2 separate regions of the Homo sapiens genome follow, and region 2 is linked to region 1. Evidence: chromatin loops called from intact Hi-C (ENCODE). Cell type or tissue: PC-9. All regions are shown on one strand.

What was found. Hi-C counts contacts between places; a loop is a spot of excess contacts. Peaks named below come from ENCODE experiments on the same cell type or tissue, not always from the same donor. Only the 100,000 strongest peaks of a DNase experiment are listed, where the experiment ranks them.
Region 2: a loop joins it to region 1, with 16 times the contacts of the local background. A loop is called at or near these places in 9 of 110 quality-filtered maps.

Annotation. Positions count from the first base shown.
Region 1 is chr10:93,287,316-93,291,315 of GRCh38, reverse strand. No RefSeq gene overlaps it. Among named protein-coding and RNA genes, the nearest start is that of MYOF, 190 kb to the left of the region's middle. RefSeq lists enhancers at 742-1,242, 1,243-1,743, 1,298-2,497, 2,053-2,826. In PC-9, a CTCF peak has its summit at 2,092 (motif pointing right); a DNase peak (open chromatin) is centred at 2,215; H3K27ac peaks cover 692 bases.
Region 2 is chr10:93,004,185-93,008,184 of GRCh38, reverse strand. All of the region lies in intron 19 of EXOC6 (exocyst complex component 6), which reads right to left. Among named protein-coding and RNA genes, the nearest start is that of CYP26C1, 55 kb to the left of the region's middle. In PC-9, a CTCF peak has its summit at 1,501 (motif pointing left); no DNase peak of the experiment used is centred here.

The sequences.
Region 1 (4,000 bases):
ATGGAAAAATATGAATACTAGTGAGACTGCTTTCTCTGCAGTACTCCTGACCTCAGAACAAACATGCCAGTGCTGGGGACACACACCATGCAGGTCCAGCAATCAGACCTCCTTGCAGTCACAAAGGGCAGTAACTTCGCGGGCTGCTGGGGACAGTCATGGGACATTGGTTGCTGCCAGGCATTTTAGAAGGGCCCGAAGAGGACACTTCTGTTTGAGCTGAGTCCAGGCCTCCTCTAAGGTGTCTGAGTCATCTCTGTCACCTCCTCTAGAATCCATCCCCTCACTCTGCTCTTCCTCTCCCACCCTCTCCTCCCTCTGCTGCTTTCCTCTCTGTATCTCTTGTCTCTCCATTTTGTCTTTAGCCCTTATAGGTGTTGTTACTGGTACAGTACAGGTGGTACCGGTGATGCTGGTACTTAAAGCTGGGAAACCTGCCAGCCCCCAACAGGAACAGAGACTCTGTCCTCTTCTTTCCCTGTCCCTGAAGCATCTGGCCTTGTGCCTGACCAGTGATGAGTGCGCCATACTCAGGTCTTGAATCAAGGAGAAAAGATGGCTACCCTGAGTTCAGTCACTCTGTGTGACATTGCTTTATATACTGGCATGACATATGACCCTTGGTGAACTTTTACCCAAATAGCCCAATACAAAGGGAAATTGACTAAAAACCTTTAGGTTTTGCCTGGAGGTTTAAAGCTTTCTGAAAGCCTTGCTTTAATTTATACATTTATTCTAATTCTTGCATTCCATTTCACAATCTTTTTACTTTAATCAGCTTTGATTCTGTCTAGTACTGCCTCAAATGAAAACTGCCTGTGTTTTCTTCATCCAACACAGAGGATACGTTGGGGGCAGTCCAACTTAAAATAGAGGCTATATGGCATATGTGATATTCACTTTGTGTTCCCTTCCATTCCAGAGAGTCTCAAAGAGAGAGGCTATTTCTCCTCCACCCTTTACATCCCCAGCTGCAAATAAATTGCTTCACATTCAAGCAACTCTGTGTCAAGTGCTCCAGGGTAAGTAGCAAAGAAATGTCTGTACATATAAATTCAATAATGGTTGGCTGGGCGCGGTGGCTCACGCCTATAATCCCAGCACTTTGGGAGGCCGAGGCGAGCAGATCATCTGAGGTCAGGAGTTCCAGACCAGCCTGGTTAACATGGTGAAACCCCATTCCCACTAAAAAATACAAAACTTAGCGAGGCATGGTGGTGCACGCCTGTGATCTCAGGAGGCTGAGGCAGGAGAATCGCTTGAACCCGGGATGTGGAGATTGTAGTGAGCTGAGATTGCGCCATTGCAGTCCAGCTTGGGTAACAAGAGCGAAACTCTGTCTCAAAAAAATAATAATAATGGTTAAGGTTCACCTGAGCAGTGCTGGGGAGGCCGGTTTATATAAAAACGAGGTTGTAAATAACTAATTAAATTACCAATCTCTCCACCACTGCCTTTGTCCATCTTCAATTATAATATATTCCAGAAACACACTCCACGTCTCTCCCATGGCTTTATACACACCCTGCACACGTACACTGGGAAGGCCTACAGTCCAGTTTGACGTGTGTTCACACACTCCTAATCTAGCACAGGGCCTGGTGCATAGTTGGTGCACAGAGGTCAATGAAATCCCTGTACTCAACAGCTCTGACCAGTCATCAAGGTGGTCACTGTCTTGTTGGAAAGGCAAACACATAAGCAAATCATTGAGACAAGATGTGACTACAGGGACTGATACATAATCACAGTAGAGAGTTGGAAGGGAAAGAAGAGAAAGAACTCAAAAAACGAAAGAGTGTGGGGAAATGGCCAAAAGTTGGGTCCAGAGTGGATGGGATGAGGTCAAATCCTGGTTCTCTTACTAGCACAGTGCCTAAAACTCAGCAAATGGGAGTTATTGTTGTTGTTGTTATTATATTATTATTATTTCAACAGAGGAATACAAATAGGTTAAGGATGGGTCTGGTAACATGGCCTAATGCACTGCTAAGGAGAATATTTCATCATGTAATAGAATCAGCCAAGGTTTCTTTGGGAGAAACGGCCATCACGTCTCCTGTGTTTCAAATACTGTCCACAAGATGGCAGCAGTGGCCTCAGGTTCTCACCGGGCCTAAAAGGCATTCCATTCAGTCTGCATTCCATGGAACCCCACCCCAGACAGGCATCTCTGGGACATATTTTAAGTGGAAGGCGACCAGCACCGCATCTAAACGATGCCCTTCCTTCTGGAATGCTATGGAAATCTATGACTAGACAGACAAAAACGCTCTGGCCTTGGGAAACGCTGGAACTCACGCATTCATTCGCCCCTTCATTCCTTCAACAATTATGTACTAAAAGCCTACCGCATCCCAGTTATCCTGCAAAGGAATAAAACAGAAGGGCCTGCTCTCATGACCCATAGCGAGTCGCAAATCAAACAGTGGTAGATCACAGGAAGGAGTCTCTCATGCAACGAAAAATTACAAGCCTGCAGACTGTCATAATACAGGATTGAAGGTTAAGCAAAGGAAAACAGACCTTGTGACGGGATGTCCATATTGGCTCTGCTGTACATACGGACAGGAGTGGCAGGGAACTTGAAGGAATAGAAATTGGTAGAATTGGCCAGGCGCGGTGTCTCACGCCTGTAATCCCAACACTTTGGGAGGCCGAGGCAGGCAGATCACGAGGTCAGGAGTTCAAGACCAGCCTGACCAACCTGGTGAAACCACGTATCTACTAAAAATACAAAAATTAGCCAGGCATGGTGGTGCACGCCTGTAATCCCAGCACTTTGGGAGGCCAAGGCAGGCAGATCACGAGGTCAGGAGTTCGAGACCAGCCTGACCAACATGGTGAAACCCCGTCTCTACTAAAAATACAAAAATTAGCTGGGCGTGGTGGCGCACACCTGTAATCCCAGCTACTCAGGAGGCTGAGGCAGGAGAATCGCTTGAACCCGGGAGGCAGAGTTTGCAGTGAGCTGAGATCGCACCACTGCACTCCAGTCTGGGCAACAGATCAAGATTGCCTCAAAAAAAAAAAAAAAAAAAAGGAAGAAGAAAGAAAGAGAGAGAGAAAAAAAAAGAAAGAGAGAGAGAAAGAAAGAAAGAGAAAGAAAGAAAGGAAAGAAAGGAAGAAGGAAAGAAGGAAAGAAAGAAAAAGAAAGGAAAAGAAAAGAAAGAAGGAAAGAAATTGGCAGAATTAAATAATGATTGAGGGGTTTGCCCTTGCAAAATTACTGAAGTTCTTTTTCTCCCCCTCCTTTAAGCTAGAAATCTGGGCTGGCTAATGGAAGCTGCCACCTGGAATGTCTGGGGCAGCCATGCAAGGTTACATTCCAGGCTCCAAGCAAAAAATGCCAGCAATTTACCTTTTTGTCAACTGCAAATTAAAGTAATTTCCAGGCAGAGGATTTCTCCTGCTTGTGATGAGCACCCCAAAACACCAGGGCTGTTTGCAGTTACCTGGCTGCTCTGCGGGGGAAACAAACCTGAGGCTGAAGGCACCTCAGGGTTGGAATCAAGGAAAGGTTTGCTTGGCTTTTCTTTCACTGAAGCACCAAATCAAGTGGATACGAAGTGGGAAGCAGGGAGAATGTCTTCTATCCCTAGCACTTTCTAGAATGTGGGACAAGAGAGGCACTCAGCTTTAAATAAATAAAGAGAAGGCGTATCTGCACCTGCTGTCATACCCAGCTCTATGATGACAATAAGATATACTCATCATTACCAAGAGTGCCATGCCAGGCAGACATGATGCTGAGAACGTTACAGCCACTTATCACTGAATCCTAAGGTGAAATAATTATTGGCGTTTTATAGATGAGCAATTTGAGGCTCTGTGAAGTTAAATGATTTGGAGAAAGTCACAGGTAGTAAATGATAAATGTCGGATTTAAACCCCCATTTGTCAAATTCCTCCTTACTTAACCCCATACAGCCAACCCAAGGTAGAGGTGGTGAGAGAGCCATCTCCTCACCGGAAGACATGAAGGCATATTCATTCACTG
Region 2 (4,000 bases), 280 kb after region 1:
TTCTTTTTTTGAGATGGAGTCTCACTCTGTTGCCCAGGCTGGAGTGCAATGGCACAATTTTGGCTCAATGCAACCCCTACCTCCCAGGTTCAAGCGAGATTCTCCTGCCTCAGCCTCCTGAGTAGCTTTGATTACAGGCATGCACCACCAGGCCCTGCTAATTTTGTATTTTTAGAAGAGAAGGGGTTTCACCATGCTGCCCAGGCTAGTCTCAAACTCCTGACCTCAGGTGATCCGCCCACCTTGGCCTCCCAAAGTGCTGAATTACAGGCGTGAGCCACCGCACCCGGCCTGATTCCAAGTTTTCAAATATTCTTAGATTAGAGAAGGAGGTGTCTGATCTTATTGGGAAGGTATATTATAACAATAGAGTAAAACTCTGCTATATCAGCCTAACTTGGAAGAAGACTAGTTTGAATCAATTTAGATGAAAGTGGGAACAAAAAATAATGTATGCGGGGTAAGCTGTGATTATAACAAAACTATCTTCCAAATTGGCAATCGATGAAGTTGGGTTTTTGTTTTGTTTTTGGAGACGGAGTCTCGCTCTGCTGTCCAGCCTGGAGTGCAGTGGTGTGATCTCGGCTCACTGCAACCTCCATCTCCCGGGTTCAAGCAATTCTCCTGCCTCGGCCTCCAGAGTAGCTGGGATTATAGGCATGTGCCACCACACCCAGCTAATTTTTTTGTATTTTTAATAGAGACGGGGTTTCATCATGTTGGCCAGGCTGGTCTTGAACGCCTGACCTCAGGTGATCCACCCACCTCGGCCTCCCAAAGTGCTGGGATTACAGATGTGAGCCATTGCGCCCAGCCGGCAATCTATGAAGTTTTAAGAGAACAAAGAATACCTGTAGGCAAAACATGAGTTATTTGTATATATAAAAAAAAAAAAATTTTTGAGTAGGAAAACAGGCCCTTCCCCTCAGGATCTATGCAAAATGTAAAGGGTTTGTTACGAGGGGGGAAGGAAAATTGCCAAGATGTCAGGCCATAAGTATTTATCTTGACTGGAAAATATAAAACCTACTCTGAAATTAAACTCAGAGGGAATTAAACTCAGAAGTCCTTGAAAAATCTTGTTCTAGGCAGACAGTTATCTTTATCATAAGGCAGAGAATGTAGATTGTTTACAATGTAGATATAGAAAACATCCATACAGGGTAGGAAGAATTGTCAGGGGGTAAAGAGGGTGGGGGAGAAAAAGGGCCCATGGAGTCATAAGAGGGAATACATCAGAAGCTTGACAAAAGACTGAAAGAAAGGGGAGGAGGCTAAGCTAAAGTTTTAAGATCTTGCTTGCAAATGACCACACAGGTGCATATAAAATGGAATAATTCTGTAACTAAATAAATGGCTGAATATGAATGCCAATATTCATTCTATTTGAAGATACTTCTTGTAATTTCATTTCTATCTAGATCTGAATATTAAAGTAGCTAGTAAGAACTCAAGTTTTGTTTAACAAACTTTGTTATTAGACAAACAAAGTATCCCATGTGAACCAGCTGTGTCGTTAGAAGGAATGACTAAGAGCACCATCTAGTGGTTTTTCTGGTGGTGAAGAACTTATGCCTGGGAATCAGGAGAGTTAGGATTCTTGGCTTTTAGATGTATTTTCTGCTGTATGCGGTCAGCAACAGTGGGATGCAAACCTCGAGGACCAACTGTTACTCTACCTTCATCACCTCATTTTTATATAAAGTAGTATCTAGTTTTCTCCATTTCTTGGAATTAAACCTGGGCAAAGTATCCTCCATCAGATAGGTTAGGTATCAAATTCAGGTATCCAAACCAGGAACAAATTCAGGTATCCAAACAGTGTAACAGCATCCAGCTTACTTTTTAAAAAGGCACTGAAATATTCTTCTCTTACCATCCAGATGATTTTGCCTTAATACTTTTATTATGGGGCACAGCCCTTTTTCAAGGCTAGAATTAGAGGTCATAGTCGCTAAAACTCTATAAACAGCATCCTTTTTTTTTTTCTTTTTTGGCTAAGCTTTCTTGTTTTGTTTTGTTTTTGAGACAGGGTCTCACTCTGTCACCCAGGCGGGAGTACAGTGGCATGATCACGGCTCACTGCAGCCTTGACCTTCCAGGCTCAAGCAATTCTCCCACCTCAGCCTCCTGAGTGGCTGGGACTACACATGTGCACCACCACATCTGAGTAATTTTAATTTTTTTTGCAGAGATGAAATCTCCCTATTTTGCCCAGGCTGGTCTCGAACCCCTGGGCTCAAGCGATTCTCCAGTCGTGGCCTCCCAAAGTGCTGGGATTACAGGCATGAGCCATTGTGCCCAGCAGGTTAAGTTTTTATCCAAAAATTAAGAAAGACCAAGGCTTTCACATTAAGAAACTTATCTACTCTCCAATAACTCACCATTGAAATAGGTGCCAGCACTCTTTAATCTGGAGCTATTCTAATGCCTTTTCTAATACCTACAGATTTCAGATGTTAAACCCTTAGGAGCTAATAACCTAACTTAGACATTTGGGCAGAATGAATTTAAAAATGTATTCTAGACCTACTCTGGATACTTCAAATATAGAATAGGTCTTTCTGATTGCCTGATGCTTGGGAAATAGTCTGTATTTTCTTAGTAACAGGAAGAATTTCTGTGACACCTTTGTAAGAACTTGTTTAGAAGACATATTAATCTTTTCTTCTATATGGTTATATCTATAAGGTATCTATATTGGTACCCAATATATAATAAGTATTTAATAAATATAAAACAAAGTACATACACTGATTCAGAACATCATTCTCATACCTTGGCAAATGCTCCTCCAAATAAGAAGACATTTATCTTGAACTTGTATAAAATTTATACTAAGATCAAAGGTTCAATGTAGCTTTCAGAGGGAGCTATTTTTGCAATTTCCAAGTATGTATTCCTGGTTATCTTCCTGACTGTCTCCAAACATGCAGTTATACTAGCATGATGGTTATGGTCAAATTAACCAAAAGTTAACCTCTATATTCATACATAGATCCTACCTAGTATTCTCATACCATATACTTTTACAAAGTTTAACAATTTATAGTCATATTTATTAATGAAGTTATTAATTACTGTTTCCCCACTGGACTTAAACTCCAAGAGGGTAAAGACCTTTTCTGTTTTGCTTACCACTGTATTCCCTCAATGCCATGCACATAATAGATATGAAGACATAATTAATATATGACTTCAAAGCCCCACACTCTTCAATGTCTTAACATTTAACTGCCTTTGAATCTTAGAACCAGGACGTTATCTTGAAACATTTATCAATTCCAAATTCCATGTGTTATGGGAAAAATTTAGGCCTCTTGATGGTTGAAGGGTTTGTCCAAGTCAACTTGCTCAAGTTAGAGGCAAAGCCAGGACTGGAAGCAAGGTCTCAACTTCCTGACATGTACTCAGACCATCTTAAGACTGATCTGAAAGCAATTTAAAAAAGAAAAGTTCTATATAAGTTCATATAATTCTATATTCCTGAACTTAGACATTGTATCCACTTTGACCAAGTATAGGTTAAAAAAGTAGAAAAACAGGAAAAGATCCAAAGAAAATTTACAAAAAGGCATGTGAAAATACCCTACAAGGAAACATTTTAAAAAATAACTACTTAGCTCAGAAAGATAAAGTTAAAAGGTCATTCTTCAGTCATCAAATATGTGAAGAATTTTTATGAAAGAAATAATGATTAGTTTTGTTTAGATCAAGGAGTTAAATGGTCTTGAGTTGAAATACAGCAGTATCAGCTGGGTCTTAACTTTCTGACAACAAAGGTAGAACTCTAGAAGAGACCAGTGTTGGTTACAGAGAGTTCCTGATTTGTTACTTTGTTAATTTAGTCAATAAACAAACATCTGTAGACCTTTTATTATGAGCATAGCACTCTGTAAGATACCTGCAATTTCAAATCTTCTATGTTGAATTTAATTAAACTATCCATCCTGGATGGTTAAATCATATCAAATTGTACCTTTACTCATTCACTCTTTTT